Linked DNA regions of Homo sapiens: region 2 is linked to region 1. A link is a contact called in ENCODE Hi-C or POLR2A ChIA-PET data. All regions are on one chromosome and are shown on one strand. The core of a region is the stretch at or near the end of the contact, and the rest is flanking DNA. Distances in the headings are between cores, read along the strand shown.

The links. A loop is a pair of places that touch in the nucleus more often than their neighbours do. ChIA-PET counts read pairs that join two places held with the same protein, here RNA polymerase II (POLR2A). Pooled maps may share reads with other maps.
Region 2: a loop to region 1 is called in a map of Right ventricle myocardium inferior, with 4 times the contacts of the local background. The contact joins two enhancer-like sites. A Hi-C loop is called at or near these places in 2 of 168 maps with a recorded cell type or tissue (Right ventricle myocardium inferior and heart left ventricle) and 8 of 50 pooled maps. POLR2A ChIA-PET finds 5 or more read pairs at or near these places in 1 of 52 experiments (WTC11).

Annotation. Positions count from the first base shown.
Region 1 is chr7:141,531,109-141,535,693 of GRCh38, reverse strand. All of the region lies in intron 1 of AGK-DT (AGK divergent transcript), which reads left to right. Among named protein-coding and RNA genes, the nearest start is that of AGK-DT, 18 kb to the left of the region's middle. Within about 2 kb of position 2,218, at least 2 of the 41 ENCODE cell types and tissues checked have a DNase peak (open chromatin) inside an H3K27ac peak, as active enhancers do.
Region 2 is chr7:141,360,301-141,364,885 of GRCh38, reverse strand. All of the region lies in intron 2 of TMEM178B (transmembrane protein 178B), which reads right to left. Among named protein-coding and RNA genes, the nearest start is that of AGK-DT, 190 kb to the left of the region's middle. RefSeq lists an enhancer at 860-1,649. Within about 2 kb of position 2,107, at least 2 of the 41 ENCODE cell types and tissues checked have a DNase peak (open chromatin) inside an H3K27ac peak, as active enhancers do.

The sequences.
Region 1 (4,585 bases), core at 969-3,468:
TCAGGTTAAGGAAGTTTCTTGCATTTCTAGTTTTCTGGGAGTTTTTATCATGAATCGTTGCTGTATTTTTTTGGCATCTATCTGTCTGCTCCTATGCTAGATTTAGGACTGGGATGAGAGTCCCAGTATAAATAGCACTGAATCCACTGGCAGAGGCTATGTGACACAGGAAAATGGAACAGACAAGCTTGGGGTTACAGACTCAGACAGTCATTGACGCTCTTTCTCCCAAACCTCCCTGAAGCTATTTGAAATTTTCCAGTTAAAGGAGGCTTAATTATTCCCATCACAAATACTCCTGAAGCACAAAGGACTCATAATATAATGAATATCAATTTGGTTAGATTGTTTTCCTAACATCAAACTGACAAGCACTGAGGAACTCGGAAGAGGTGTGAGAGGTAACGTTGAAACCCAGTAAGCCCTGGGAGGGGCAGGTTAAGATGAGCCAGCAGAGCGGGAAGCAATCCAAGAAGAGGAGAGAGATGTCAAAGAAAGGAAGAGAGAGGAGGCCATAGATACGTTTTACATTCTCATTGAGAGCCCTGGTGATAACCATTATGCCACTGAAATCCTGTTCTCCTACATTAATTCTTTCTTAAACAAGCAAGGTTACAAACAAGTATTTTAAAACAAAATTATGCTGTGAGCTGTTTTTGGCAAGTGTGCCCAAGGACTATTTTGGAAGACTGAATCCTCATTCAGTTCACAGCTATCTCTCTAGTCCAGATCGCTCCAATCAGGCTCTCCAGCATATTATCTTCCAGACCAGCACTAATCACTGTGTGCTTTATAGAGCACTATTTCAGAGGAGAGTTAATAGATATACGTACACACTCAAAAAAAAAAACCCCGAGAAAGAACAATAATTCCATGAGTGTTGCTAAACATGTATGTTTATATTAGAATTCAATAGGACTGTGGATATACAAATGAGCATAGTGAATTTTCAAAAGGATATTATAGTACACAGCATTGTATGTGGTATTTAAGTTGGAAATAAAACTCAGACTTCTGGACTTCGAGTCTAGTGGATTCAAGAGGTCTGGTAGAAATACTACTTGACTTCAAGACAGAAAGTCCACTTTCAATTTCCAGCTCTTCTGTTTAGTGTCTATCTAGGGGTGGTTATTTACAATTTCTGTCTTTCTTTCTTCATCTATATAAAGATAATTATTTGACTTACCTCATAGTGTTAATCATAAAGATTAAATTAGTATATGTAAAATCACCTAGTCAATATCTGATGCTGAATAAATGTAAGTTCTCCATTTAATTCCAAACCACATTCTCTTAAAGAAAAGGCAGATTTTAAAATTTCATTGTGAATTGTATAACTAATATAATCACCATGAATTATCAACAAATTAACTGCAATCTAATTAATATTTACAGTATTACATATAGAAACTGACCTAATTTAAGGTCAGTTAACAAGTAAAAGGAATATGAGTTAACATTATACATAAGATATTTAATGTATATATAACACATGAATTGCCATTCACATTATGAACATTCTAGGGAATTCTAGTTCCTGCATGAGACAGACAGAATGACCCAAGCCTTTAGGGGAACACTGTAGTTTGTGAGTTTAGAATAGAAATGAAGCTTATTGATCCATTGGTAGGAGAATATCAGTGCAATTGTAGCAAAACAAAGCAAATATTGAAAGAAAAGGGGTACTTTGAAGCAGCATAGCAAAAGAAAAGGCACACTCCACACAATTCAAGTTCTTGCCTCATATATTGGACATTTGACCTTGGACATTTCGTAGGGTTTTACTTGCTTTAAATATGAAATGGAAATAACACTTCCCCTGCCTGGCGGCAGGGGCTGGATCAGATTCTCTTTTTCCCTTCTTGGTGCTGCATTTCCTTTGCACGGCTTTAACTTTTGATCTTGGCCTCATTGTCCAAAACTACTCAATGTCCAAAACTGCAAAACGGTATGGGCAACTACAAAATCCTACTACTAACTGTGTATGTAATTGCTGAGATTAAGTTTTGTGACTTAGAATTCTCTGATGTGAATCCTAAAGCTCTCAATTTGCTCATTATGCCCACATAGTCTCTTATCTTAGACCTTAAGAGGAAAGTTTTAATCCTTGCAGCTTTAAACCAAGGCATTTGAATCTTAGTCGGTTGCTTTGGTAGTGCAGCCAGCCTGAAGAGCACACCACTAGGTGGCGCTGAAGATCCGGCTGTAGAAGGAGAATTGTCCATAAACAGAAAAGCGTTTTTCCCTCTGGGTTCCTCTATTAGCCAGCGCCAGCCTAGTGTTTGCTTTATTGTCAGGGATCTTGGAGATGTCTTGGCTTGAGTCTGACGCAAATAGTCCCCCTGCAGTGCTCAGCAGTTTGTAAAGGGGGTCTGGGGCCTGGCAATAGTCTCTCAAAGGCCTTATGAAAAGATCATTAATGACCCTCACTTTCTGCCTCCTCCCTCCACCTTCCCTCAGTCCCCAAGTCTGGCGGCCTATCCTGTGCTTCTTCAACCATTCATTCAAGCATCTACTGCATGCTTTTTTTTTTTTTTTTTTTTTTTTTTTTTTTTTTTTTTTTTTTTTTTTTGAGACGGAGTTTCGCTGTCGTCACCCAGGCTGGAGTGCAATGGTGCGATCTCGGCTCACTGCAACCTTCGCCTCCCAGGTTCACTGCTTCAGCCTCCTGGATAGCTGGGATTACAGGCACGCGCCATCACGCCCAGCTAATTTTGGATTTTTAGTAGAGACAGGGTTTCACCATGTTGGCCAGGCTGGTCTCGAACTCTTGACCTCAGGTGATCTGCCTGCCTCGGCCTCCCAAAGTGCTAGGATTACAGGCGTGAGCCACCACACCCAGCCTATTGCATGCTCTTATGGATCAGGCATACAGCTAGTAGTGCTGTGGTTTGAGAGACACATAACTTTAGCATTTCTTTCTCGATCTGCCATTAGTACCGAACCCAGGTACGGTGCATTAGGGTGACTGCTCAGGCTCTGCACTTAGGGGATCAGGCTGCTGGCAGCTAAGCTGTATTTCAAGGATGGGATAGAGTGGATATATTGTGTTTCTTATATTTACAACCAGCCCAGAATCCCTCCCTCCTCCAAAACACAACATCTGCATGAGGGCCTATAGCCTCCGTCCATCCTCCCATATCCATCTTCCATTCTTCACCTTTTTTTTTCTCTTTCGCATAGCTCTTGATACTATTTTAATTGAACTCTAAGGCAATGTAGTCTTTGGTCATTTTTTTTTAAGTAAAAAGTCTGTTGGGAATACACTTATAAATTGGAATATTACTCAGCAATGAAAAGAAATGAGCTATCAACCTATCAATTAAAAGACATGGAGGTGACTGGGTGCTGTGGCTCATGCCTGTAATCCCAGCACTTTGGGAGGCTGAGACACGCAGATCACTTGAGGTCAGGAGTTCAAGACCAGCCTGGCCAACATGGTGAAATCCCCATTTCTACTAAAAATACAAAAATTAGCCAGGTGTGGTGGTGTGCACCTGTAATCCCAGCTACTTGGGAGGCTGAGGCAGAAGAAATGCTTGAACCCAGGAAGCGGAGGTTGCAGCCTGGGTGACAGAGTGAGACTCCATCTCAAAAAAAAAAAAAAAAAGAAAAAAAGACAAGACAAGACATGGAGGAAACTTAAATGCATATTGCCAAGTAAAGGAAGCCAATCTGAAAAGGCTACATACTGTATGATTCCAACTATATGATGTTCTGGGAAAGACAAGGCTATGGAGACAGTAAAATGATCAGAGGTTGCCAGAGGTTCAGGGGGAGAGAGGAGGAGATAAATAGGCAGAACACAGGGGATTTGTGGGGCAGTGAAACTATTCTGTGTAATACCATAGTGGTGGATACGTGTCATACATTTGCCAAAACCCACAGAATGTACAACACAAAGAATAAACCCTAATGTAGACTATGGTTGTTAATTAATAATGATATAGCAATATTGGCTCTTCAATTGTAACAAATTGTTGCAAGGAGTTAATAATAGGGGAAACGGGATGAAGTAGAGAATATATGGGGACTCTACTTTCTGCTTAATTTTTCTGTAAACTAGAAAAGTCGATTAATTTTTACAAATGCCTGAGAGGGGCTGGGCGCAGTGGCTCACACCTGTAATCCCAGCACTTTGGGAGGCCGAGGCGGGTGGATCACCTGAGGTCAGGAGTTCGAGGCCAGCCTGACCAACATGGTGAAACCCATCTCTACTAAAAATACAAAAAATTACCTGGGTGTGGTGGTAGGCACCTGTAATTCCAGCTACTTGGGAGGCTGAGGCAGGAGAATTGTTTGAACCTGGAGGCGGAGGGTTCAGTGAGCCGAGATGGTGCCACTGCACTCCAGCCTGGGTGACAGTGTGAGACTCCGTCTCAAAAAAAAAAAAAAAAAAAAAATGAAAAGCCTGAGAAGAAAAGCCTCATATTTACATGGTGCTTTACAGTTTTCAGATTACTCCATTTGATTCTCACAAGAACATCGTAAATGGAAAAGACTAGAATTGCCCTGAGTTCACAGATTGGTCATCGAGGTCAAAGAAATCAAGTGACTTCTGGAGGCCACACAGCTAATAAACAGC
Region 2 (4,585 bases), core at 858-3,357, 170 kb after region 1:
TCATGAGTCAAAGCTGAGAAGCAGCAGCAGGCATTATCCTCAGTCCCCTCCACTCCCTATTGCCCCACGCAGAGGCTGAGGGAATTTCCCTTTACATTACTCTTACAGGGCTGCTTTTCTGACATCCAGCCCACTCCATTCTTTGGGTTACCTACCTGGCCTGTAGTGTGGTCATTTCACTGTGTGATCCCTGGCCCAACTTTTTTTTTTTTTTTTTTTTTTTTTTGAGACAGAGTCTCACTCTGTCACCCAGGCTGGAGTACAGTGGCATGATTTTGGCTCACTGCAACCTCTCCCTCCTGGGTTCAAGCAATTCTCCTGCCTCAGCCTCCCGAGTAGCTGGGACTACAGGCACGTGCCACCATGCCCGGCTAATTTTTTGTATTTTGGGTAGAGACGGGGTTTCACCGTGTTAGCCAGGATGGTCTCGATCTCCTGACCTCAGGATCCGCCCACCTTGGCCTCCCAAAGTGCTGGGATTACAGGCGTGAGCCACCGTGCCCAGCCCCAACTTTTTAATGTGTTCCTAATACTTGGGAACAAATATCTGGGAGAGGTATTTTCTTTGAAAGGGAGTATAGCCCAGAAGCACAGTACAATTGAACGCATCTCTAACTGAACTAAAATGATACAGCTACTGGGAAATTATTTTAGGGCAGGAAAGGGGAACTGCTCACTTTGCAAAGTAGCATTTGAAGGAGTTAGTCATAGGACAAGTGAAAAGAGGCCACATTTTTTGTTGTAGGCAGAAAACACATAAATCTATTACTTCTAGAAGATGGAAAGCTGTAACTACACCTAAACATAGTATAGATACATTCATGGGTGAGAAAAGCCTAAACAGATATTAGGAGTAAGTCAAGGTGATGTATGAAGCCTTCTTAACCTTTATTTTTTTTTCAATTTTAAATTCTTTAATATTTAATATTTTTATTTTTTATTTTCATTTTTAAATATTCTTATTTCTTTTTTATTATTTTATTTATTTATTTTTTAGAAACAGGGTCTCACTTTGTTGCTTAGGCTGAAGTGCAGTGGCGCAATCACGGCTCACTACAGCCTCAACCTCCTGGGCTGAAAGGGTCCTCTACTTAACTTTGAGAATAGCCTCAGGAAGGTTGAGCACATCTCCTGTGTGTCCAGGCTTATCTTTATTCAAAACAGCACTTTGTTTCAAATGAGCAACTACAAGAGACCTAACTTCCACAGAACTCTCTGTTTTCCACTTCTGAAGATAAACGAAGGACAGAAGGGGATAATTCTTCGTGACACACCAACCTCATCTCAGGAAAACATTCAGCCTCAGAGAGCAGAAATAGCACTGCAGTTAGAATCAGAGAATTGCGTTCAAGTCCTGGTCTCCCACCCATGAGCCTGACCCTGGCCAATCACTTCACTGATCTTCAATTTCTCTCACGTGAAAATTAAAATACTTCCGTCAACTCCAGAAGGTTACTTACTGGGAGGGTCCTACAAGGCCACGTGTGGAAGCACTCTGTGAACTAAGTTACGATATCTTGAGAAACTGACACCCAAAAGATATGTGCAATAGACTCAGGGAAGAAAGTGATGTGTGATGTATTTTGCTCAAAATATTTTGGCTCTCAACAGCAAGATCCTAAAGGAATTCTTAACTGTTTACTAACCCAGCAAAGGCGAATCCCGAAGGTTTGTGCCAGTCCCATTCACAAGTCACAACATGCTGACTCACATTAACACTCGCTCGCTCTTTTTTCCAAGCATTAATGAGCTATTTGGTGTTAGGGCCCTTGGGACTTTTCCGATGATTTTTGTCTCCTTTAAATTTTCCGCCTTGCCAATTTTCCAGAATCCACTGGCATGGGAGCTCTCGGCCTGCTCTGTCTCCAGAGGACAGACCCGTCTTTATCTTCCCAGCCTTTGCTATACCTGCTCAAACAATTTCCCTTTGCCATGGTTCCGGCCATATCTGACCTCATGAGCACTTTTCCAGATGGCCAGCCAGAGGTGTGCTGTATCTGGATGACATGCACTGACCCCTGAGTGTCTCTGTCGCTCCAGGAGAAATGGCTACAGCCCGGGTGGTTTCCTTTCCACTTCTCCTGTAACTTTCAAACTGCTCATTGCATCTCTGCCCAGCTGAGGTGGGGGAACTCACAGATGCTTTCCCAATTAGTCATGGATGTCCAGATTCCAGGCCCTAAGCCAGTCCTTCAGCCAGAATGCCAGCAAAGTTATGATGCTGACCTCAAAGCACCAAATGCCCCCACAGAGTGATGATTCTTAGATTTGACACTTTCATCATAAAATTATCTAGTCCTCCTTGTTCCACAGAGCACTTTTCTTTTAGTGGATATATTAATTGTCTGACCAATTAATAGGTCTTTTTTTTAAAAAAAAAAGTGCATGTGTTATGCTTTCTTGCTTAGGAGAGAATCAAAGAGGAAAGCAGCGGTTTTATAGGCACCATGGGGACAGCATTTTACTATGAAGCATGAGAGATGATCAGGCTGCAGGCAACTTGTCTGTACACTTCAAAGCCAAAACAGGTCCACTTTGTCATGACTATGGTGCCATATGTTTATTTTCTTGCATTGGAATTGAGTGATTTTTGTCCCAGCAAATGGCCCTGGTGGGGCACCCTCTGCCAATACAAAGTAAAGGGCCTACTGCTGACACCCAGGACTTCCTCAGTGCCAGACGAAGATTGCAAATCATATCTTAATCTGTGGGGCCTGTTGAAAAGCACTAATTGTGACCTCCAGAATTCTCTGCCATGACTCGATGCGCTAATTAGCAATGGCATTTGTCAGACTAGCTGTCTTAGAGGAAAGGGGTCTGGAAAGCTGAATTAATTTAGCCATTGCCACGCACTAAAGATGTTTTGCCTTGTAAGAAAAATCAACCTTATCACCTTCCCTTTTCCAAGAAGGGTGAGTTTGAAAGTGTCACAAAGACAAATTTCCATTTGTGGTCTGTAGTACAGTTATAGTAGGGTTTGCAAATTCTAAGGCCTACAGGTGCTGGTAGGCAGCTAATTTTAATGATGAAGTGGGCTGGGTGTAAGAAACATGCAGCCTACTCTATCTTTTCTTTTGTTTTCCTACTCTTGAGAGAGACAGTCTCAATTATGAGAAAAATAACATTGCAAGAGTGATGATAGATAAACTAACACTCAGCCTCGGTGTCATGGAGACAATCAAGAGAGGGTGATGGTGGCAAACTAGAGAGAACACATGAGGCTAAAACGGGACAAGGGTTACTCTGCTCTGACCACTGTGTCATGCAGAAATATTGCCAGGATGTCATGTCATGCAGGCCTAATATTGCCAGGATGGCTAATTTTTAAAAAGAGATCAGAAACATAGATTTTTATGTAAAATCTCCTGATTTTTAAATGTTGGCAACTAATCTTTTAAACATGTAAAGTGTGTACATCAAACAATACACATCTTACCAAACCAGGACCTCTCATTCTCCTCTCCCCCAACTGTGCTTGGACATAGAGAAATTGAAGATTTTTCCATTTCAAAGATTTTTTTTTTAGTACTGGTTTTACAGGACATTCTTCAAATTACTTGGTGCTCCATTTGGGTTGCTTGTCTACTTCCTGCTTCCCCACCCTAAAGCCTAGAGGGATGGTGAAGACAAATGGCCCTGTGATACTTGCTTCTGATACAACTCCAGTAAAGGAGCAAGGACCACCAGCCAGTGGCAGGACATTCCCAAGCCAGTGTTTGAGACTGGCCTCTCTTGAAATACCAGACTGCTTCCCTTGAAACAGTTATTATTCTGACACACAGTCCTGGAAAATGTACATGAGATGCCCCTACCTTTCCTGGCTTAATGCTTTTGACCTTTTCTTCTGTCTGCCCAGAGAAGACCTATTCATTGATTGTTCCCTTCTTGGAGGCCTCTTCTGGCTGAGTGGCCCAGTGATTAATGTTCTCTTTGCTGACTGGTCTTACAGCTCCCAAGAATTACCAAATCACTTTTTTTTTTCTTCCACCATGGAGTATTGGATGGTATTTTGTTCCTAAAAATGTCCTCTAAAATGTTTGATTCTTACTTATCAGTACACCTATAAACCAAAACGTAGAACTTGATTCCAACCTAAATCCCAGATGGAAATCACAGTTAAAACACTGTTTTATTTTAAGCCCAAATCAGTTAAGAATGTGTTTGGCTGCAAGTATCAGAAAATCTGATTTATGAGAAGTTGTTTCTTTATCCTACATAACGCTAACTCTGGAAATGGATTCCTACAGAGTTAGTGAGGGCAAAGAAACATTAGGCTGCTGGGTCAGCATTCTGTGTTTCTCTTGACCACTCCGTCATACTTGTCAGACAGCTACAGCCACTGCAGACATCCTGCCTGTGCACTAGCATGCCAAGCAGGAAGGAATGAGCGAGGAAAAAAGGCTTACTCTTTGTGAAAGCCTGGCCTTAGATTTGGAATCAAAATCCTTTCTGGAAGCCTCCAGAAGACATCTTCTTTCCTCTTATTAGCTGCAATAAGAGAATACCTACAAATATCCTTTGATGCATGGAGGCCAAGAAAAGGAGTTTCTATGAGAGCAGAATGGGATTACCATGGCTGGCTCAT